Linked DNA regions of Mus musculus: regions 2 and 3 are each linked to region 1. The links are chromatin loops, found by intact Hi-C in ENCODE. Cell type or tissue: left cerebral cortex. All regions are shown on one strand.

Region 1 (8,000 bases):
TCCCTCGTCAAACGCACCATTAGGGTTTGGTTTGGGTTTTTGTTGTTGTTGTTGTTGTTTTTGTTTTTTGTTTTTAGTTAAACTTGTGCACACTCAGAAGTCTCTAGGACACCGCTGACCACCCTCATCTGCACCCTCTTTTACCCAGTTCCAGTAGCAGGCAGACGGAAGTAGTCAGCGTCTTTCAGAGGTGAAATGGATTTTCGGCACGGGCTAGAGTCGATGAGCGAGCAAGGCGGACAGACACATCATCGACCTAGGCAGGGACCAGACAGGCCGCCTCCACTGGCAGGAAACAGGTGTTTGAAGGCGATAGAGGCCTCCAGTCAATTAACCCATTAAAGGCCCGCTTTCTGCCATTGATTTCCTGCAGTGCGAAGCCCCCCCCCCCGCCCCGCCCCGCGTTCTGGATGCCCCTTTGTGGAAAGCTGGGCTTGGAAGGTAGCTGCTTTCATTGCACCCTGATAGGTTCAGAGGAGGTTTTTCCCTCCCGCTGGAGAGAAGAGTCCTACTTGGTCCTCAGTAGTTTTATCTCCTGCAGCTTGGCGGGTGGGTGTCGCTGCTAGGAAACACCCTCACTGGCCACAGGCCCAGTAGAGCTGGGGTGTGAACACTGACTGTGGTCAAATTCAGCATCCTCAGGAAAGAGGAAAGAGAGTTGTCCCCCTCCTGCACTCCGTCAGGTTTCCTCACCTAGGAGTTTTAGGACAGAGCAAGGCAGACCTTGTAGCACTACCTGAACAAGGACTCCCACGGGAGATGTTTGGGCGCTCAGTGAAGTTGAACAGAAAGCCACCAGGTGGCTTCCTACTGGGCCCTACTAAAGCGATTGAGCCTGGGAGTTAAAGACTGAGGAAGAGGCTGGAAAGGGTGACTGGGGTGGAGGGAAGTGGTCCCTCAGGAGAAACCTCCCACAGATGTTCTGCCTCCGAGGTTTGTAGTCTCACCCGCTGCTCCCAGCAATGAGCCCAACACTGCAGGACGGAGGGAGGGAGGGAGGGAGGGAGGGAGAGAGAGAGAGAGAGAGAGAGAGAGAGAGAGAGAGAGAGAGAGAGAGAGAGAGAGAATACTCCATGTGGCCGACCTGAATCCAGAGGGAGATGGGATGAGCTGTGTCCAGTCTGTCTTCCAGAAAAAGATATGCCTGAGCATTCAGTTAGACACGCAATTTTAGATATCTTGAAGACTGAACAGATAGGGTTCAAACACCCCTCTCCTGCTGCCTGCTAGGGTTCTTTGTCCTTCTGAAATCCAGGGTCAATGTCTGACCCAGAAGTAGCCCGTCCCTGAGGGAGAGATGAGGCATTTCTGGGGGACAGTAAGGGGTGCTGATCTGAGCCCTTAGCCAATTTTATAGAAAAATAACCTCTTTTTCCCTTCACTCCTAAGTTAGTACTCAAAGGCTACCGGAAACCCTACACATCTTATGTATCTATCCATCTATCTTTATCTTTATCTCTACTTCTCTGTCTCTCTCCATCTATGTGTCTCTCTCTGTATGTGCCTTTCTCTGTGTGTCCCTCTTGTCTTCTTTCTGCTCCTCACCTCTCCTCTCCACCCCTTTTCCTGGAGCTCCTTCCCAAAATGTCCTGAAGGGCGTCTGAGCCCTGGAAGGTGGCTGTGATCCTTCTCAACCCTCCTGTCCACAGTGTGCTGCTCCCAAAGGCTCCTGTGCACAAGCAGTTGTCAACAGGCCTCTCTCCCCAGGGAAATCTGATTTCTGCTGCTGGACCAGCTGCTTTGTATGTTTGCAAGGGGAAGATGAATGGCGTTCAGATGGGGCCAAAGGGTCCTCCATTAGCCCCCTCATAGAGCAGTAAAGCCCTTCCCACAGCCTGGAGATATTCTCGGACCTACTTTTCCCGTTAGCTACTTTCTGAAGTAAAGCAAGGCACATGACTGAAAGGGCTTGAAATTGTGTCAGAGTGATGTTTTAATCTCATTGAAAAGTGTATTAAAGGACAAGATGTGATTTATGTGAGCTGTTCCGATGAAAGGCGAGATTGGAGTGGATGGGTTTTCACTGGCGTGAACCTCCTGCCATGTTTATATTGCAGCCCGTGTAGCTAATCTAATTTGCAATAACTGGGATGGCCTGTAAGGGGAAAAAAGCATCTCTAGTTTCACTTTATTCCTCTTCATATAGAAATTCCTCATGACTTGTCTCCTCTTGTGAGCGGTGCCTTTTCTATTTGGGGGCTAAATGAGCGAGAATGTGAGAGAGGGCAGTCATACTCCAAATGTATGCTTCATGCACACATCCCTGGTCATGGACACCTTTGGGCCTGTTGAGCCTCGCTGTAGAGCTGAAACATTGTTTCAGGCAGAGTGAAAAGGTTAGCATCACCACCCCTATGTCTCAGCTCACCTTGCCTTCCACTCTCCAGGCAGAGCAGAATGCAGGCTTGGCTGCTTAGCCCAGAGTCTTGCTGTTAAAGGTTTCCTTGGGAATGTCCCTTAATCGGGCACTTTCTGTTCTCCCTGGTTTACCCTCTGCAAATTTTGATTTGAGCAGGCCGTGAAGCTCAACTGTTCAGAAAAGTTTGATCTTGTGCACAGGCTTTGCCTGGTCGTAGGGAAAAGCAAGCCCAACAGCACTCCCCTGGGAGGAGAGCTTTGAATCCTTATGATCACATCGAACTTAACCAGCATTCTTTATCAGGAAGACACAACATGCATTGGAAAATTACAACTTTTGCACAATGTAAAAAAAAAAGGTGTATTCAAACTGTTAATTACGGGGGGTTGAGTAAATGAAACTTTCACAGTGACCCATTTAATTTTGCAGTAATTGCTGACAAAATAAGACACGGATGAATCACAATACAGTATATTTATCTTGAAGGAGAATATTGTGCTGATGTAGTTAAACCAAAGAGTAAGAGAAAAATTAAGAACGGCGGCAGAAAATTTTAAAGTACATAAAAATCTCGCCCTGAAAACATCTGGGTTAAAACCGCAGAAAGTGCAGCTTCCGCCCGTGGCTTTTCTGAAAAGCGCAACCAAATTACAGAGACTATGTCTCTTCTCAGAACCCCAGGCTCACCGTGAGCCCTCTCCTCCGGCAGGGTCAGATTCTGACTCCCAGGCTTGAGCACAAATTTTGAGTGTACTAGAAATCTAGAGGCAAAAAAGAATGTAGGAAAGGCATTTCCAACCCAGGCAGAATGCGGCATCTGTCAGATGCCGGGTAGAGCCCCGATGGCAAGCTGACCCTGAAATAGCATCTCTAGCCCAGGCCCTACTTGGCAGAGAGAAAGGGAAGCAAGAGGAGGGGGGGGTCACAATTTGCTTCGCAGGCAAGTGCAAACGGATTTTTTTTTTTTTTTTTTTTTTTGCTTCCCCTTCTTTTGCAGGAAGGGAAGCGGGCCCACACCCTCTAATTGTTAACCTTCTCCTTTAGCCCAAGGCCAAGTACCCGCTCAGCCAAGAGTTGGAAAGGGGAAAAGACATTGGGCACAAGCCTGGGCACCCACTAGAGCTGCCCTTTTTCGATCGGCAAGGACACATGGGTGCGGACAGCCTCCGGTGCCACCAGCGCCCGGCGCACCCAGGGTACCTGCGGAGGGTAGAGTTGCTTCTGTCGAGTGTGAGTGCCAGGGGCGCTGTGGACACCCAGCCGGCACTCGCGATGGGTGGGAACCCAGGCAGCACTTGTCTTTTCAAAGGCCACTGGATGGAAAGCCTTAGCGGCTGCTTGGGTGCTCAGCCCTCCTTGCAGGCATGGGTTGGGACCCAGTAGAGAGATTCGGAATCGGGTGCCCAGGTGTACTCGCAAAGTGGGTCTGCTGAAATTCTTGTCAGAAAATTTCACGCGACGAAGCGGGCGCGCTCGGTTCCAAACCCGCGAGGCCTGGCACCCGGCGGCGGTCCAGCCTCGCTGGCATCTCAGTCGCCTCTTCCCTAGTACCCGCAGCTCCGGGGGAGAGAGGGCTCGATGCCCCCTTGGGTTCCAGGCTTTCCTCCTCTCTTTCATTCATAAACCTGGTGGCTACAGACGCAGCTTGAATATTGACGTCTCTCCCCCGACTGCTCCGCCGTTAACCCAATTACAGAATTCATCAAGAACTGTGTTGAATTATCTCTTTCCATACAGTATCAGCATTAGCCTAATTAAAAGCTATAATGTCTGATATAATGATTAAATCGTTAGCTCTGCTGTAGGGAAGCAATATTTTGTTTTCCCTTCAATTAGAAGCTGATTGAGGTTTTCAGAGCAGGTCAGCTGTGAAATTTGAATTATATGTGTGAGTACTGCTCACAGGGTGAGCCCCTACTCGAAGCTCCCAGAGATTCTCCGAATGCTTCCACCCAGAGAGCCGGGAGGCAGGCACGCACACATAGTGCAGCTCCGGATTGTGTGTGCCGGTCGCCACGAGAACGGCTGGAACCGGAGCCTGACAGCCTAGACTTTATTTTCCCACAGGCGCTGTTACAAGCGGCTCTCTAAACTCAAAGAGAGTTTTTGCTTTTAACCTGAGAGCGACTTAGGAGAGCTCGGTTCTGTGAGATGCTCATAAAGACACTGATCGTCCAAAGTTCCTTATTTGCTAGTGACTCTCTTCCTTCGACTTTCCCCCCTTTATCCGTTTTGTTTCTTTCCCCTTTTAAACAAACCAGCAACAACAAACTAACCACACAAATTTGAATTTGGGTCCTTTTTGGTGTTTGGGAAGATCCCTCCTCCCCAAGTTAGCCCAGGCTGGGCCCCATGAAATCGGCTGAGAGGGCTTGGAGACGACCCAGGAGAAAAGATGCCCCCTTAGAGACCCGGGTCAGAGGCGCGCGCTGAAAAGCAAACACCGAACTGCGGGCCGTCAACCCTCCAGTGACGCTGTGGTAGCAGTAGTTGGGCGAGGGGCGCCTCCCGCCCCACAGGTGAAAGCCCGTGGTGCTCAGCTCCGCGAGGACAGAGAGGGTGGTGGCGGCCAGCAGACGGCGATCGCGGCCCGCGCCGCTACAGGGTCCACACTGACAGGCCTAGGGGCTTCGGGCCCAGTGCGCAGCCCTCTACTCCCTGCAGCAGGTCCTGAGACAGGGACTCCCAGCCTCTCAGATCCACTCTGCTTCCATTCCGCCCTGAATCTGCGCCTCCTGTTGGCCGAGATGGCCTCAAAGACCTCTTCCGACGTTCTTTATCTCTCCTAAGTTTTCTCTGCTGCTTCTTCCTCCTGCTGCTAACTTTCCCCTTTCAGTCCCACAAACTGTCATTTCGGTTCGCTAAAGATCTTTCTTCAACTATTCTCTCAGCCTTGTGAGGGTACATCAGAGCCTGCAAGCCTTTGCCCCGGGGAGCTCCCAGGAGACACCTCTATGTGTCCTCTGTCCTCCAAGTGTCTCCACCAGCCTTGAGAGAATCATGTTCTGAGCATGGCGAGGAGGAGATTGTCATCAGGGCAGATAATCTGAACCCCATATGAAATAATTTCTAGTCTTGCATGGTCCCCAACGTACCCAACTTGTTTGGAGCCTGAGAGACTAATGCTGAGCTTAAAAACCCATATATAGATGTATCAGAGCCAGCCTTCAAAAAGAAGGACAAGGGCTTCTGTCCACAGGGGCCCTCTCGGTCTCATGAGCACAAAGGTGTGTGTAAAGGAGCCAAAGTATTGGTTTTTCTATGTCAGGGGTTCGAGTTGAAAGTGTTTAAAACCCAGGACTTGGTTTATTTCAAAGTCAAGACTATTGTGCAAGAGTGTAGGCACATAATTTCATATATACAAGCCTTCATAATTTATCTATGAGCACTGACATATACAAGCACCCATGCCTGCACACAGAATAATTCCCACTAGCAATGAGCTGACTTGAATTTTTGAAGGATTATAACCATAGGTTGAATAAAAACTTAGCCACTTTGTAAAGTCGCTCTTTGGCATTCTGAGCAGTGGCACCATGAGATTTTTGAGTTGCTGAGAGAACAAAGATTGGTCAGTCAACAGTGAAACTAATCCCTTGCCTTGGGTTCTGGACTTTTCTTAGTTTTACTTGGACACAGTGCAGTTTTCAAATCCTAAAGAATATAGTTTTTAGGAAGGCAGCCCCACCCAGCCGTTGGGGAGATGGGAAGCAGACAGAAGTGTTTATCAAACTGGTTGTAGACTGTTCTTTTTGTGTCTGTGAAGCCATTGGGGAAGTGACTATAGATAGGGAAACAGAAGGAGACTTCCAGAAGCTGTCACTGACAGGACCCTCTGCTCATACCAGGATGGAAGGCACAAGGAGGTCTGGCACACCATGCCCACCACTGCTTAGTTGGCACAGACTGCAACCACCAATCTTCTCTGTCACTTGGCAACAGGTTACACCTGCATCTCTGATTTCATACTTCTGCAGGTGGGCACCCATAGGTTTTGCACCAGCTTGGACTTGCTTCTGCAGAATAGTTCCCAGAATGCCAAACACCAACATGGCAGTATGCATTGTGATGCCGTTTACCTCCTATTTAGATGTCCTAGAAAACAAGAGTAACATCCTATTTGGAAACAATGTTCAGCCCTATGGTAGGAAGAAATGAGACTGTTTCAAAGTCATCTATCCAAGTTTCCTAAGGCATAAAGCATTCCTGCAAAGCTCACTGGAGTGCAGGGTGTTTATAAAATAAATTGCCCCATTGATATGGAAAATAATGTGCCAGGCTTGATTTACACAAAGCATTTTCAGGGGGTCTTTGGCTATTTAGTTTAAAATCTAAATTGAAAAGCACAAGAAAGAAATCTTTCAATTGCTAAGTGGATAATATAGTTTATAATTTGTAAACCGTTTCCTTTATTTCAGTCTTGCTGACTTGCCCTAACACAGCGGATCTCCCAGCACACCCATCACCTCCTAAGTTATCCAAGGAAAATGGTTCTACGGCATTCTTAAACAATAGTCCTATTCGTTTTTGTTCATTTACAATGTAACTGATATTTGTAGGTAGTTCGTGAAACAAATCAAAAGATTTAATAAACTTGATGGCTGAAATAAGAAGGTAGCTGAAAACTAAGTTTATGACCTAGATGTTTATAAAAATATGAAACGATGTTTCCCTTCTAGCACAATTCTATATTATTTGATGAGTTTTCTAGTAAGTGCTGAATGGCCTGAAATGAAAGCTCAATCGGGCTGAGGGCTGTACTGTGCTGTAACAACCTGAGATAAAAAAAAATAATAATAAAATAAAATAAACCACTGTAATAATCATAGCAAGGGAGCAACGGCGTCAGGAAATTCACAGCCTCAGATGTTTTTGTTAGTGGGGGGGGGGGCTGTCATATGTTCACCGTCCAACATATTGGAACACCTGTATTCTTGCTATTATCCGGGTTATCTGTCATCAGAAGAGCCTCTGGATTACACGCGAGGCGGTCTGCAGGCATCTGACCAGGCTTGCTTTACCCACCAGCAACCTCCCGAAGCACCTAGATCTTAGAAGTAGAAACTCTATCCTCTCCCCTCTGTACCCCGCCCCAGGATATCTGAAGAACTTGTAGACTCTAAAGGTCTTTCTGGAAGAAGCCTTTACAATAACTCCCCCCCCCTTTTTTTTTTTGGACATGATGGTCTGATCCCAAGTAGCCTGGGGTGGGGTTGGAAATCTCTTATACATCCCGGAATCATATTTGTTCTGAGATTCATGGATTACGGCCATTTGTGTATGTCTTGATCATCCCCAGAACTGCCCTTTCTTTTTCACAACATACGAAGAAACAAAAACAACAACATACAAAAAGGCGGCCCTGTCACTGGACCTTCCAATTCCGTTTCAGCGCCCGCACCCCACCCCCACCCTCGCAAACCCGAGTTCACACGATTTTCAAAATCCTTTGGCAAACAGCTTCTGGGAGAATCGCTTCAGAAAAGCATAGGCTAGGTAGGTATTCTTTTGCTGTTTCCACAAACTTCTTTTTACTGTCGGAGTAACAAGATTCCAGCTAGATCTTGGTTTTGACCTTCGCAGAAATTCAAGAGGATATAGAGTAAATTGGCACCTGACTATAACACTCCGCTCCATTAAA
Region 2 (8,000 bases), 170 kb after region 1:
TGTATCGCCACCTCACCTCCAGCCCAGACGACATTCCCTGGGTCACTTGGCAGAACTATGAAGCAGCAAGTGACACTACAGTCATGAACCCTTCCTTACCTCATATTCTTTGAGAGTCTTGTTTCTGGACATCCCCACCATCTAGGGGGTGGACTCACAGTTTTGCCAGACAAGAGAGGTGCCATGGGAAGAGGTCTACATGAAGGTGTAGACCAGAGGTTCTCAACCCGTGTGCCACGGCCCCCTTGGGAGTCACATATCAGATATTTACATTACAACTTATAACAGTAGCAAAATTATGATTATAAAGTAGCAAGGAAAATAATTTTATGTTTGGGGGTCACCACAACATGAGGAATTGTATTGAAGAGTTGTAGCGTTAGGAAGGTTGGGAACCACTGTAGACAATATGAAGAGGGACAGAGAGTGACTACATCAGATCCCCCACTGTTAGGGTGCTGCTGAAGGTAACCAGCATGGAGCCTGGCAGCTATCTATGTTCCCAGAGACTTTGGCTGCAGCTACCAGGCTTTAATCTATTGCCTGAGCAGGGCGCCCTCTGCCGTTCACAGGTAGATGTGGGGTGGGACGCTGAGTGACTTGACATCTGGCCACAGGTCAGCTGTAGGCAAGGTGTCCTCGGAGGCTTCACATTCTTCAGGCCAGCCTTGCACTGGGTGGTGGGGGAAAGGTCACTGAACAGATTTGAGTAGAAGGGAAAGGCCAAGCAGCCAACACCTAATCCTGTGAGGTTCCTGTTAGGGGCAGCTCCCAGCCCTTTCCCTGCTGACGTGTTCTGTGCTCACTGCTCTCCCCTTGGTGTTTGTCCTCAGTGTTTGGTCACGTGGGAACGCGGGAAGGAATTCCTGCTCGACATTCTGAAAACTGTAAGTTCAAGATCAAGGTGTTAGCAGATCCTATGCTCGTCAAGATGGTGTCCTAATCTAGTGGAAGGGCACAGGGCTCTCCAGGGTCACTTTACAGGGGCACTAACCTTATACATGGAGCTCTATCCCAAAGTGCTCATCTGAAACGAATCGCTTTCTGGAGGCCTGACCTCCACTCCCCTGCCGTTGTGAGGATATGAACAGCTCCTCTTCCAGAGCCTCTGCTCTGTTCTTTCTCCATCAGGTTGGACTCCTTCTGCTCCCTTCGTTCTCCATCTCTGGCTGGCTGGCTGGAGACAGTGTGCATAGCAGACCAGAGGGAAAGCATTGCTGGGGACCAGAGGAATAATCCCCAGACCGGGGGCATAGTGTCCAGTTTTTTCAAAGCGAGCACAGCAGTAGACAACTGCTGGACAGCACTCAAGCATGCTTCTGGCGCAAAGGTTCTCAACCTGTGGGTCGTGACCCCTTTAGGGGTCAAATAACTTTTTCATGGGAAAAATCCTGATATGATCCTGCATATCAGATATTTCCATTATAATTCATAAGAGCAGCAGCAAAATTACAAACTACATTATGATTCATAACAGCAACGAAGTTACCATTATGAAGTAGCAATGCAATAATTTTATGGTTGAGGGTCACCATGAGGAATTGTATTAAAAGGGATCACAGCTTTAGGAAGGTTGAGAACCACCAGTTTAGAGGTACTGGGCACCCAGAATAGTGCATCATCATTGTGTGGAATTCACATGGCAGAGAAAAAAACATCTAAAAAGAGCTCAGACAAAACTGTGATGGAATTTCTGTTCACAGAAAAAAAAATTGAAAACTTTCAAATTAAAAGAAGAGCCTTTAAGCCCGTTTGCATTTCAGTGAGTTTATGTCCTTACGTAATTTCTTTCCCTAGGGATAGGATCTTATGACAGAACCACACTGGCCATCAGCGGAGGACTCACACTTCAGGGCTCTTGCCTGTGTTCCACCCGGTTCTAACTCGAAGAATGACGGCACTTGGAAGACCTAAATTAAATTTTTAAATTGCATGCTATTACTCTAGATAAAGGTAGGTGAGGGCATGCAAGCAGAGCTGCCTGGGCCTTTCCACTGTTAGATGAGGACAGCGCACAAGCCCCCATGACCTTGGGTTCCCTGGGGCTTCAGCATCCCAGGTCATGCCCTGCTGTGCCCAGGAGCTAAGAGCGGAGCATGCGCCCCAGGCTCTATGCCCAGGCGCTAAGAGCGGAGCATGCGCCCCAGGCTCTATGCCCAGGCGCTAAGAGCGGAGCATGCGCCCCAGGCTCTATGCCCAGGAGCTAAGAGCGGAGCATGCGCCCCAGGCTCTATGCCCAGGCGCTAAGAGCAGAGCATGAAAAGCCTTGACTCTTGGCCTTGGTCTGTATCCTGCTAAGCTTTGCGCACCAGTGAGATCCTGAAATGAAATTAGCCTGGTATTCTTCATCCCAGGGGGAGTCATACAGCTCTACTGCTCTTGTCCTAATGGCTTCCTCACTGCAAAGTCATCTCCGAGATGAAGAATTAAATCTACTAGTGTAAATCAATGGGAAGGAAATCAGAACCAAAAGGCTGGGTTGTTTTTACAAATCACCCAGTGCAAGGCAGGTTTTCACGGAGTCCCTCGCTCAGCTGGAGACACTGAGCTCCACACGGTGTGGTCAGGCACGCCAATGGATAAAGGAGCCTTCGAGAGCAGAGCTTAGGGGCAAGGTTTATTACAATGTAATTACAGTTTAGTCGGCTCCCCTCCCAGAGTGACTAGATAGCAGAACGAGGAAACAGCCCCACTGAGTGCTCAATTTCAAATGGAGATGCCAGAGTAGTGCCTGTCCCCAGGGCCCCTTGCCACATACTTTTGTGCATGTGGGATTTAAATACCCAGAGCCTTTAGCCCCACAGAGACAGTGAGGCAGCCAAAAGGCAACTGTGGAGGCTTTGAGTTGGGTGCCATAATGTTAGGAGCTAGCCCATATCTGTGAACCAAGCTCAGTAAACCTGTGGCGGTCTGAGGGTCTTGGGTTACCCTCGACTTTCTCGCGACTTCAGACCTGCCCATCCTCCACAAACCCCCTTCCATGCAAAGCCATTTCCTGAGTTAAGCCATCCTTTGGTATCAAGGCTGGTCCATTATGAATTGCTACCTTCCCCCAAAGCATGTAATTTCTCCCTGTTTTTGTGTGTGTTTGTGTGTATGCGTGTATGTGTTTAAATGTGTGTGGGTACGAGTGTACGAGTACATGTGTATATAGAGACCCAAAGCTAATATCAGGCATCTTCTTCAGTTGCTTTCCACTTTATTTATCGAGGTAAGATGTCTCATTGAACCCAGAGTTCACTGACTCCATCTGGTCTACCTCTGCTTATCAAGTGTCCCACCTGGCCAGGATTTACATGGGTGACAGGGATCAGAACTGTAGTCCTCATACTGACAAGACAGTCCTTTATCCACTGAGCAGTATCCCCAGAAAGCATGTGATTTCACAACTATTTCAAGCAAAAGGAGCGGTTTTGATGGTCACCTGAGCCTATGAAGAAGGTCCCCTCTGAGCCAATGCTTTCCAAGGAGCTGTGTACTGTGTCGACATCTATGGTTGGTTCTGTGAACTGCAGAATCGCTGCTGAGTTTGCACTCCAGTCAGCAGGAACCAGGGCAGCTGACCCCTACAAAGCATTCTATTCACCACGAGGTTGAATCAGTTGGCAGAGCAAACTTTCCCAAGCTTCCCTATGGGACATTTGAGGAACCAGAAACAATCTCTGACCTGTAGGGGGAAAGATTCTACCTTTTTCCTGTAACCTTGGAGTTGGGTAAATCACATGAGGAGCAGAAAAGAGCTGGGGAGGGAATATGAAAGAAATGATATGCCAGGCAAAAAAAGAAGGATATGAAATCTACATTTGTGTGTATGTGTGCCTGTGACATGCATGAGTACAGAGTACATATGTGAGTATGTACATATATGTGCAATCATGTGTGCACATGTGTATATGTATTATGAATGTATATGCACATTCGTGCCCATGCATGTGTGAATGTACATGTGTATATATGTACATGTATGCTCATGTGTGTGCATCTGCATGTGTGAATGTACATGTGTATATGTACATGTATGTTCATGTGTGCATATGCACGTGTGAGTGTACATGTGTAAGTATACATGTATGTTCATGTGTATATGTACATGTATGTTCAAGTGTGTGCATGTACATGTATATATGTGTTGTGAATACATGAGCCTGTGTATGTATGAATTCATGTGTCTCTCCAAATCTGTGTATATGACAAACAACTGGCTCTCTGTGATTTGAAATGTAAGATGTTTTGAAAACTGTTCTTTCTCTGGGGTTGGGATCTTTATGCCTTGAGAACTTCAACAACCTTGGCATCCCTCTTAAAATGACTTCAGGAAGAAAGATGCATTATGTGTAAGGTGAAGGTCTATGGGTAACATAAAACTTTAGTCCCAGTTGACATCCCTCAGTCTAAGTTCCCATCTGCTGGCGAGGCTCGGCCTGCAGGAGCACACAGCTCAGCACCCCCTTCGCCCCACGTTTCCAGCACCTTTGTTCTGAGTTTTAAAGAACCCTGACTAATTCACTTTAGCCGAAAGCTAATCCTACACTGTAAGGCTAAGTATAAAACAAGTGACGTTCTCAAAGGGGGTGACAGAAATGAGCAGGGGGGATCGCTGAGTGCTCGTTAGCTGCGTGTTGTCACGTTAACTATGGGGTGTAACACCAATTTTCTCTTCTTTGTCATTTGCCAACACTATCCCCCTCCACAGAGCAGTCTGGCAGGGAGAGGCTCTCGGCAGCTGCTCACCCTCCTCTGCCCTGTGGAGGCCCGGAACTTTGCCTCCGTGGCCATGAGCCCCAGGAAGGGTAGCCACCCCGGACCAGTCACTGCCAGATCTGCCTGTCCAGAAAACTGTTAGGTGTTGGGATAAAGAAAACCCTCTGAGGCTTCTAAGCTAACACTGTGGATTTTTTTTTTTTAATATTCTTTGGAGGGCTGGATATATGGCTCAGCCATTGAAGGCTAGGCTTCAAAATATAAAATATTCTTTGGGGGCTGGAGAGATGGCTCAGCAGCTAAGAACTGCTTGCTGCGCTTGTAGAGGACCCAGATTTCCCTCTTAGCATCTACACTGGGCAGCTCACAGCCGTGTGACCATCTGGTACTCCAGTTCCAAGAGATCTGATCCGTTTCCTGCTTCCTGGGGACCTTACTGTTTATAAACTCACCCAGGTTCACACACATACACATATATATATATTTTAATTAAAATGTGCCACAGTAAGTGTGCATGTATGTGTGTTCTTGTGCATGCAAGTGCACCTATGCATATGCATGCGTGCGCGTGCGTGTGCATGTGCGTGTGTGTGTGTGTGTGTGTGTGTGTGTGTGTGTGTGTGTTTGTATGCACATGTACATGTGTGTGTATAGGCCAGAGGTCAATATTGGATGTAGGGTCTTAGGCAACTTTCACTTTTATTGTTGTTTTGAGACAGGGTCTTCGACTAGGAGCTCGGATCACCAATCACAAGAGGCCAGCCAGCCGGCAAGTCCCCAGCATCTGCTTGCCACTAAGCTTACAAGCCTTGAGATCAATTACAGGCTCCCACTGCCACGCCCAGCTTTTTAAGAGTGGGTTCTGGTGGACAAAATTCAGGCCCCTGTGCTTGCACAGCAAGCACTTTATCAGCTGAGATATCTCCACAGCTTTCCAGTTTTAATCCTTAGTCACTATTAGACCCAATAACTGGAGGCCTGGCACTCTGCGTAGATGCTGTGTCCCACAGAGGACATCTGAGGGGCGAGCATGCTATGTCCTGCTCCCCACAGCTGTAGGGCTGGGAGGAGTGCTGAAGCTCTGTCAGCCGAAGCTCTGAGTGAGCGCGTTACCATCAGCTGCTTGAACTCTGCTTGTCCTCCTCATCAGCGAGGTTCTGAAAACACACACACACACACACACACACACACACACCAAAACAAACGAAACTCAAAACTAGGGACTGGGGAGATGGCTCAGTCAGCTAAGCACTTGCAGCAAAAGCAAGCAGCCCGGAGTTCAGTTCCCTCCCCTCCCAACCCCCCACCACTCCAAACCCCCATCCCACCCCCAACCCCCACCCCAGCCCCACAGTAAAAGGCAGCCCACCCCCAGGCAATCCTCTATGGTCTCCACATGGAGAAGCAGGGATAGGAGGTTCCGGGGGGGGGGGGGGTCTCTGGTCTGTCTGGACAAAGCACTGAGGCTCAGGTTTAGTAAGAGACCCTGTCTCATCAAAAGAAAGTAGAGTCATGGAGAACACTTGGTGTCAGTTTCTGGCTTTCACATATGTGTGCACACATACACACACATGCACATATATAAATACATATAAGAAAACTAAATTTAAACTCTGCTAATGGAACCCTTCTCTTCAGTAATGTTTTACCAATAATCAGTTGTCTGAATAAAGATTTGTGTGTGTGTGCAAATGTTTCTTATGTGTTTGTGTACATATATATGTGTGTGCACGTGTATGCACAACCTCAGGTGGTTGTATCATTCCTCAAGACCTGTCCACCTTTTGTTGTTGTTGTCGAGTCAGCAGGGCCAGGATGGCTGGCCAGTGAACCCCAGGGATCCGCCTGTCTCTACCTCCTTCCTAGTGCTGAGACTGTAAGCATGAGCCAACACATGGAGGGTTTGGTTGGATGTTTTTAAGATGGGTTCTAAGAATGGATCTCAGATCTTCATGCAAAGCAAGCACTTTACCAAAGGAGCCAAGTTCCCAACCCCTAAGTGAGTACCTCTCACAGGTTTCCATCCACTCTGACCTCCCTCCCTCCCTCCCTCCCTCCCTCCCTCCCTCCCTCCCTCCCTCCCTCCCTTCCAGCTTTCCACTGCTCACTAAATTCTCTCCACAGTGTCTTCCCTTTCAGCAGAACCACCCTTGCTCAGCCACTCCATTGTGCGCTGCACACCCATGAGCCGTGCCCTGTGTTTTAGTGAAGGAAAGGCTGTGATGATAGGCTATGTGGCCTCAGGACCCACAGCTTGAAGAAGAACACTCGAATGTCCACAGAGCAATGGCAGCAGCTGCCGCAGCTCAGCCCCAGGATGTGCCCAGGTAGTGACCACACTTGATTTTGCTAAAGTTCTTTCTTACAGCATAATTGTATTTCTTATTTTGAATCTTTAAAAAGCCAACAACTGACAGCACTGGATAGCACAGGCCTGACCACCATGAGCATTCCCTGCTAGCTGCTGGGCTCGGTCTGAAGCAGCTCCCACACTGGTGGCCCTGGGTGTCTGCCACAGTGCACATTGGGTGGTGTTGAACTGGGGGAGAAACTGACCACTAATCTAATGTCCAGAGAGACCAGGGAGAGCTCAGAGTCTGCCAGAAGCATCCACCATGAATGAGTGAGCAAATGAATGGCTACAGAAGGGCTTTCCTCGCTTAGCAAACCACTCCCTGTTGCTTCCCCAGAAAAGCCCCTGGTGTTCCCATCACCAAGTACAGGAGTCCTTGGAACAGAGAGCTAACATGGTTGACTGAGGTCACACCCTTACTACAGAGGCCACGGGTTACTTAGCAGTTCTGAGTGGACTCCCCTATGCCTTCCTGGAGGGAATGGCTATTGGTTACAACACCACAGTGACCCTGCGAGATGGAACTGGTCCCTTCTTCCTGCCGCAGCATCTTTGTGATGGCCCCACATCTCTAGGACTCTTCTGCAAGGCTCCAGAACTCTCCCTCTGACACCATGCATCATCCAGGGAGCTCTATTTAAAGCTCTCTAAAGACAAAAGTGAAGAAGACAATTATACAGATTGCAGGGACCAGGGGAAGGAGCTCCAGAGAAAGAGAAACTCAGAGCCAGTAACAATGTAACACAAACAGCTCCGCAAATAACAGAGCAATTTCCAGCTAATAGGACGGAACACCTGAATCCATTCACATGCCTGATTAGACACCAACAACGCACACCCATAGAGGAAGATTATAAGTTGTAATATGTCTTCCCAGAAGCAGCGTCTTAACCACTGTTTGTATACTTCTCCAATTACATTCCTTTAATTCTTTCATTTAGAAAAC
Region 3 (8,000 bases), 290 kb after region 1:
TTGACAGTTATTTGAGGGTGGCCAATGAGCCAGGAAAAGCCAGAGCGGTTTGCTTTTCTGTGTGGCTACTTGAAGTGAAATGTCAGCAGATAGATGAAAACACTTAGAAAGTAGCTGCTCCAGCACAGTCTTGACAACAGGAGCTGATGTCACCAAGTCAGGTGACTCGAGTTCCCCAGAACCCACAGAGCAGGAGAAAAGCAACTACCTCAGTTGGTCCACTCACCTCCACCATACAAAATGAAGTCAGTCAAGTTAGGACATTGTAAATCAACTAAGCCAGTGACCAAAAAATGCTAAAAAAAAAAAAAAAAAAAAAAAAAAAAAAAAAACAGGCTTGATGACACAATGCCTTTAATCCTAGCACTTGGAAGAGGCAAGTGGTCTCCAAGGAAAGTCTGATCTATATATTGAGTTCATAGACAGCCAGAGCTATAAAACAGAGAAACCCTGCCTCAAAAATAATCACACTCACACATACGTATGTGCATACATACATACATACATACATACATAAATGGGTTAGGAAGATGGGTTAGTGGTTAAGAGCACTAGCTGCTCTTCCAGAGGACCTGGGTTCAGGTCCCTGTACCCACATGGTGGCTCACCACCATCTTACCATCTTGTAACTCTAGGTTTTTTTGTTGTTGTTTTGTTTTTTGGGTTTTTTGAGACAGGGTTTCTCTGTATAGCCCTGGCTGTCCTGGAACTCACTCTGTAGACCAGGCTGGCCTCGAACTCAGAAATCTGCCTGCCTCTGCCTCCCGAGTGCTGGGATTAAAGGCATGTGCCACCACACCTGGCTGTAACTCTAGTTTTATCTGTTGCCTTCTAACTACCTCAGGCCCCAGGCACACACACGGTGCACTTACATACATGCAGGCAAAACACACATAAAATAAGTGATTAGATCTTTATATATGTGTTGTGAATATATAGAAAGCACTAGCAGCCCTCTTGGCTGGCTGTTTCAGCCCATCTCAAAACCCAGTCAGTTGAGTGGGTCAGTGTTTCCCAGCAGTCAGATTTGGCCCACAGTAAGCAGACTGAATAAGGGACATGTGGTTCAAAGCTATTCCAGAGAAGAAAGACTTGTTGGGAGACTACAAATGTTTCCGTCCACAGTCAGGAGGACTTTCCCAGAATACTCTGTGCTATCGGCACCCTCTTGTTGGTTGGCATGGCTGGGTTCAGCCTCACTGTGGGAGCATCTCTGGATGTTGTGAACCCTTAAATTAGTCAGCTTTCCACTGCTCTGATAAAATACATGAAAGAAATAATTTTAAAAGAGGAGAGATTTGTTTTGACTCATGGTTTCAGCCCAAGGTTGCTCAGCCCAGTTGTTCTGAGTCTGGAACGCAGTACGTGATAGGAGAGAGCTGTTCCCTTCCTGATGCTCAGAAAGCAAAGTAGGAGAGAAGGAGGGGGGCACACCAACAGTGACTGACTTCTTCTACCAGGCTCCACACCCTAACCCCACTAAGCTATTGAACCCCATTGGTGAGTATCTTATTTTCTTCATTGCTATGATGAAATGCCCTGACTGTACCAATGTATGGGGGAAAGAGTTATGTATTTATGTATTTATTTATTTAGACTCAGTTCGATGGTACAGTCCATTGTGATCAGAGGTCCTTGTGGCAGGAACTTGAAGCACCTGGTCACATCAACAGGAAGCAAAAATGTGAATGTCTATGCTCAGTTAGCTTTCTCCTTGATTGCACTGTAGGACTCAAGCCGAGAGAATGGTACCATCCGCTTTGGGGGTGACTCTTCCCACTTTAGCTATCCCAATAAAATACATGATGTATCACAGGCATGCCCAGAGGCTTGTCTCCCAGGTGACTGTCAATCCTGTCAAGATGACAATCAATGTTAATTAACTTCACATCCATTTACTGAATCCTAGCCTTTACACCTGATTCTAAACATTGCTGCATTGGACACCAGGCCTTCAACAAGCGACCTCTGGCAGGACATTTAAGATCTGAACCATGACAGAGGTCTTTGAATAACTAACTTAGAGTCAAGCTTCATTCATCCCACTGAAAACCTGAATAAAAAGAGCACAAAAGGGGGCTGGAGATATGGCTCAGTGGTTAAGAGCACTGACTGCTCTTCCAGAGGTCCTGAGTTCAAATCCCAGCAACCACATGGTGGCTCACAACCATCTGTAATGAGATCTTATGCCCTCTTCTGCTGTGTCTGAAGATAGCTACAGTGTACTTACATATAATAATAAATAAATAAATCTTTTTTTAAAAAAAAAAGAGCAAAAAAGGCTGACCTAAGCAAGATGGCTTTTACAGAGACCATCTACTCAGCAGACTCAGCCCTGTTAGTCCCACATGGTAGAGACAGTACCTTAAAGTCTCATGCACCCCATAAAATGCTGACTGGCAAGAAAACTAGGACCTCAGCAGGACACTAGACTCAAGGGAGACATAAGACTCATTTGACTGTGTTCCTAGCCCACTCAAGGGTCTGTCAATGCAGAATGAAGTCCCTCCAGGCTCTGCCTCAGTCAAGACATGTAAGTTCACATAAGCTGAGCAGACATAGGGAAGACCCGAGAAGCCAGGTATAAAAGTCAGGTGAGAGTATAAGATGAGTGGAAAGAGTAGTCACCCAACACAAGGCAGTTTTCTGGACACAGTTTGAGTCCAGAAAAAAATAAGTGCAAACTTGCAAACATATGGAGAAATAATAGCAGGGGCAGTAGGGGTGGGGGGCTCAGGCCAAAGGCACAGAAATGGGCACTGAGGGCAGAACCATGGGAGAAAGGTACACTTCAGGTAAGCATACCGGTCCTCACATACACAAAGGGCCAACGAGGCAGTGAACACAAGAGCGCAGTGAGGACCCATGGGAGCCTGGCAGGCCGGGTTTGAACCCATGGACTGATGGAGGGAGAGAACCGGCCACATAAAGTTGTCAAGTTGTCGTCTGACCTCCACACACGCCTTGTTGCATGCACACATCTGTACTCTGAGTTCTGACTGGTCAACATAAAAAAAATCAGTGATTTTGAGAAAAGTGGCAGACCTCACCTCGTGCCTCCAGAGATGAACATCTGCAGAGATCATCCAGTACTCTGCATGAGAGATTTCTCTGTCTCTCCCTCCCCCTGCCATCTGCTTATTTAGTCAATAGCTTGTGGGTGTTAGTGTAATAGCTATTTTCTCAAACTATAACTGAACACCCAGGAAGCTTCAGGAAGAATGTATTCCAGCCAGCAGTTTGAGAGTACAGTCCACTACCATGTCAGGGAAAGAGTCAGGGCTGCAGCCAGAGCACAAGGCCATCTGCTCACATTTCAGTCCACCAGGAAACAGGACATGAAGTAGGGCCAACGCACCCAGAGTCCTGTTCTTTCCAGTGAGGCCTCATGTCCCGGTGTTTCCATAGTCTTCCAAGGTAGTACTACCAGCAGCCAGTGTGGAAGCCAGGACTACGGGGAGCAGCCCTGCACTACATGTGCCATTGGTCACTGATTCCCCTTCCCTATCAACAGCACTGGAAAGTGGAGGGAAAGTGCGCAGCTAGGCAAGCTGATTCCTGCATTGCTATAATCCTGCTGTGTGGCTGTCACAGAACTGCGTAAGCACCCTGAAACATAACTAACCGAGCTGTAGTATGGCCACCACCAGAACTGTGGCAGTAAATCTAAGACCTCCTAAACAGCTATGGGAAGTGCATTCTAACAATCTGAACCTCCACTTTTGAATGCATTGCTTCGTGAGGAAAACCTACAGGTGAGACCATTTCTCTCAGCAATATGGAAACATTGGCCTTATCACATTGGACCTGCCTGTAGGGAGTGAAGGCATTGCTGGAGTTCCTGTTACGGCAGAGCTCGGCTTCTTCAATTGGCCAGATTACCATGATCACCACAGTACAGCACAGCACAGCACACCTAATGGGGACTGCGCCACAAAAATAAAACTTAGCAACAGAGTTTAATTCTAAAGCCCGCATTGAAGTCATGATAGACTATAAGATACAGTTGCGCTTCTCATTGTAACACATTAATAAATTAGAAGATTGATTTAAAAAACAAAACAAAAACAAACCCTCACCAGGTAACCTCACGGTGACCCAGAGCTATGGGTGCTGCTCAGAGTTCAAAAAACAAAAACATGTGATCCTCCCAAAGCCCCCTGGGTGCTTCGAGTGAGTGTAAGTTCCCTGTAGCTCTTTTTCGAGCTCCTGTGTCTAGCCTTGCCATGATCAGAACTATTTTTGAAAAGATGTCCTTTACTATAGTTCCTGCAGGGAAACCCCACACTCCGGTTACAACAGGTCCCTACGGGGTGGGCGAGGTGCCAGAAAAAATCTGCCTGTGGTCCAGTCTTCTTTTGTCTCATCTCCAGGCTACACCAGAAGAGAGGGAGACTGGCCTGCGCCTTTTGGAACCTAAGGTGTTGCACCTGGGCGCACCCTACCTGAGGAGGTTCAACTATGCATCATTCTGCCTACTTCATACAGGTGGCTGAGGCTGGAGGCGGATGCTCGGAGCACTGATCCATCCATTAGCTGGCCTGTGCTGCCCTCTGCCGGCCAGTGGGGTTTAACAGCCACCCTAAGCCGAGAGAGACCTGGAATTGGAGCCAGCTGACTGCTTTGAGAGAAAACCTGTTAGGAATGGACTTTTGAGGGCGTTCCCTTTCCTGTGCAAGTGAGTTTTGGTCCTACAGAGGAAGGGTAAAGCTGGGAAAGTGGCTTGTTTTCATAAAGTCTGTGAGGCGCTTCCACTCAGGTGCCGAAAGGGAGATCAGGAGGTAGCAGTGTTCCAAGAAGCCCTCTAACCAACGATTTCCAATCTTCCCACCGGTGGCAAAACTCCCAGAGGGCACAGTTTCAAGATTCAGTTTTTCCACCTTTAAAACGGAGACGAATGTGACCTTGCAGGATTTTGAGAGGGTGAGGATTTCTGTAAAGTGCCAGTGAGGTGTGCAAGCCCTGTCCCTGTGTAAGTGTAGCTGCCAAGCCTCATCAAAGAAGGTTCTCTTTACACCTAACAGAGACCGTCCCAGAAGACAGCTCGATACAATGCAAGATCACCAGATCCCAACAGATACATCTGCATCACAGCTCCTGCATCCACGGCCGAGGGAACTTGGAGGAAGTAGGCGTGGGAAGATTGTAAGAGCCTGTATACCAAGAAGTCTGCCGTGAGCATCTCTCCTGGAAATGGCTGCATAAACTAGACCGAAGCAGTGGCATATCTGATGGACATGTTAACGTGGAAGGGAGAGGTTTTCTTGGGGTTCCACCCCTAGACAAAGACCTACAGGCCACTAGTGGCTGCTGGGAGAGAGAGTTAGCTACTCCCAGAGATGGACCCCTTTATTTGTTGCACAATGCAGAGTGGTCAGCCTTGAAACCATATACAGCAGCAAAAGGAACAGGCTTAGCAGGTTGTATTTACATATAATTGTGAATACACATACATACTAATCTATAGATGTATGTGAAAATAATTTTTAAAGAAGGGTACTTAACTTGAGCACTGGGGCTTGAGAGGGACTGGAGGACAGAGATCTGGCAGGGGCTGGAAGAAAGTGAGGGGAGCGATGTAATTCTATTGTTAAAATGTATTTTTTAAGTGCCTGTGAGGGGCTGGAGACATGGCTCAGCAGTTAAGAATGCTGAATTCTCCTGCAGATGACTAGGTTCAGTTCTGAACACTCGCATGCCAGCTCACAACCATCTATCTGTAACTCCACATCCAGGGATCTGACCCTTCTGACTTCAGTGGCTCCCAGATGCCCAAAGTACACACACATACACATACAAATAGAATCGGTATATAATTAAGAGTGCCTGCAGACACCTAGAAATGGCAGCTGTGAAGAAGGACATGTAATTTTCACTAAATGTCAGGATGAGAAATTTATCAAGATTCTGTTACAGGTTTTCAGGGTCAAAGCCTGGGTGCTGAAAGTCTAAACTTGACTGTTTATGCACAGTATGTTTGTGCTGTGCCCTGTATGTCAATTAAAGATACAAGCAATAATAAAAATCAGAGAACATTTTATTGAGTGTGTCCACATGGGAAAGAGAAGAAAGGGCCCAGTGACACTCAAGTGTACTTCTGGATTCTGACAGGAGGCTTAAACAGGCAGGGGTGTTCCTGACTACACAGTCCTGGCCAAGGTGTGGTCCTGCTCCTCACTGGCCCGGCATTGTCTAAGCTCCAGTCTCTCCGGTAAGGTGCCCTGACAAGCAGGAACTCTGGGAGGTCTCCTTCTGAGAGGCAGGCTCCTCCCCTGGATGCCGCCAAGGCTTTATGCTTTCCTCTCCCCCAGAGGGATCCCTGAGGAAATGTTCTTGAGGTTCATGATTTAAACCATCAGATACTCACAGGAGTAGGCCTAAGTGTTTGTTCAGAACGTTGTCTCTCCTATCAGGATGGTTATAATTCCCTCAGGCTCATCTCATCACACCGTGTTCATTTCAAAACAAAATCTAGGGGACCTGGAGAGATGTTTCAGTGGCTAAGAGCAACTACTGCTTTCCCAGAGGACCCAAGTTAGGTGCCCTGCACCCATGTCAGGCTCACGGCTGCCGGTAACTGCAGATCCAGCACCCTCTCTGGCCTCTAAACACACTTGCACTTAATATACTCATACACCTCACACAGACAGGTAACTTAGGATACAGCAAAAAAAAGTTTAAAGAAAGGAACATCATTTATCAACACATGGATAGCTGTTACACCATTTCCTGTATTAAAAATGGATCAAAGATAACCTAAAATTTAGCCAAGAACCTGCAGGGGTGACCTGACTTTAATAGTGGGCTCAGCGAGGTCTGGCTGGGTGATCGCTCACAGTCTCAGCCAGGAAAGCTAGTCTTGTCCACAAGTCCTGGAGCTTTCAATAGTCACAAATTACAATGACATTGTCTTCGTCAGGATTTCAGTTGCTGTGATGAGACACCATGACCAGAGGAACTTGGAGACGAAAGGGTTAATTCAGCTTACGCTTCCACGTCACAGTCCATCACTGAAGGAAGTCAGGACAGGAGCTCAAATAGGGCAGGAACCAGAGCTGATGCAGTGGCCCTAGGTGGCATGCTGCTTACTGACTTGTTCCCCATGGCTGCCTTAGCCTGCTTTCTTATAGAATCCAGGACCACCAGCCAAGGGATGGCACCACCCACAGTGAGCCAGGCCCTCCCTCATCAATCACCAATTAATAAAATGCATACAGGCTTCCCTACAGTCAGAGCTTATGGAGGAGGCATTTTCTCAACTGAGGCTCCCTCCTCTCCAACGCCTCTAGCTTGTGTCAAGTTGACATAAAACTAGCCAGCACAGCTGCTATCCCATCCACGTCGACCTTGGGTCTTCCATGCTGCACTCTATGCATGGTCCCATGCATGTTCACATTGCATTTTTACTGTTTCGATTGCCAAAGGTGCTGGGGCTTGTCAGGCAAGTGTGTTTTACTTTTTGAGACACAGCCTCACTAACTCGTCTGATCTGCCCTTGAACTCTCTCTCTCTTCCTAGCTCAGTCTCCTGAGTAATCTCAACTCGGCTGATGTACGGAGTACAACCTGCCAGGGCCTGGAACCTAAATCGCCATTGTAGTTAAGGTTCCCTAGAAAAGCATGCTGAGTAGTTTGATGTCAAGTCGACACAAGCTAGAAAGAAGGGAACCCCCACTGAGAAAATGCTTCCATAAGATTCAGCTGTAGGGCGCTTTTTAAATTAGTGATTGATGTGGGGAGGACTCAGCCCATGGTGGGTGGGGCCATCTGTGGGCTGGTGGTCCTGGGTTCTAAAAGAAAGCAGGCTGAGCAAGCCATGGGAAGCAAGCCAGTAAGCAGCACCCCTTCATGGCCTCTGCATCAGCTCCTGCCTCCAGGTTCCTGCCCTGTTTGAATTCCTTCCCCCACTTCCTTCAGTGATGGACTATGATGTGGAAGTGTAAGCCAAATAAACCCTTTCCTCCCCAGCTTGCGTTTGGTCACTGTGTTTCATTGAAGCAA

What was found. A loop is a pair of places that touch in the nucleus more often than their neighbours do. Peaks named below come from ENCODE experiments on the same cell type or tissue, not always from the same donor. Only the 100,000 strongest peaks of a DNase experiment are listed, where the experiment ranks them.
Region 2: a loop joins it to region 1, with 3.0 times the contacts of the local background. A loop is called at or near these places in 14 of 42 quality-filtered maps.
Region 3: it touches region 1 in a loop (2.2-fold over the local background); 5 of 42 quality-filtered maps call a loop at or near these places.

The regions. Positions count from the first base shown.
Region 1 is chr8:12,386,831-12,394,830 of GRCm38, forward strand. The region is part of intron 1 of Sox1ot (Sox1 overlapping transcript); the gene reads left to right. Among named protein-coding and RNA genes, the nearest start is that of Sox1, 4.7 kb to the right of the region's middle. In left cerebral cortex, a CTCF peak has its summit at 4,934 (motif pointing right); DNase peaks (open chromatin) are centred at 570, 2,477, 3,148, 3,500 and 2 more places; H3K4me3 peaks cover 381 bases; H3K27ac peaks cover 1,083 bases.
Region 2 is chr8:12,561,029-12,569,028 of GRCm38, forward strand. No RefSeq gene overlaps it. Among named protein-coding and RNA genes, the nearest start is that of Spaca7, 8.0 kb to the right of the region's middle. In left cerebral cortex, CTCF peaks have their summits at 577 (motif pointing left) and 3,492; DNase peaks (open chromatin) are centred at 557 and 3,474.
Region 3 is chr8:12,673,201-12,681,200 of GRCm38, forward strand. It overlaps 4931415C17Rik (RIKEN cDNA 4931415C17 gene), which reads left to right. Exons shown (of 2, transcript NR_166502.1): 2 at 4,374-6,025. Among named protein-coding and RNA genes, the nearest start is that of 4931415C17Rik, 4.8 kb to the left of the region's middle. In left cerebral cortex, a CTCF peak has its summit at 4,565 (motif pointing left); a DNase peak (open chromatin) is centred at 4,548; H3K27ac peaks cover 107 bases.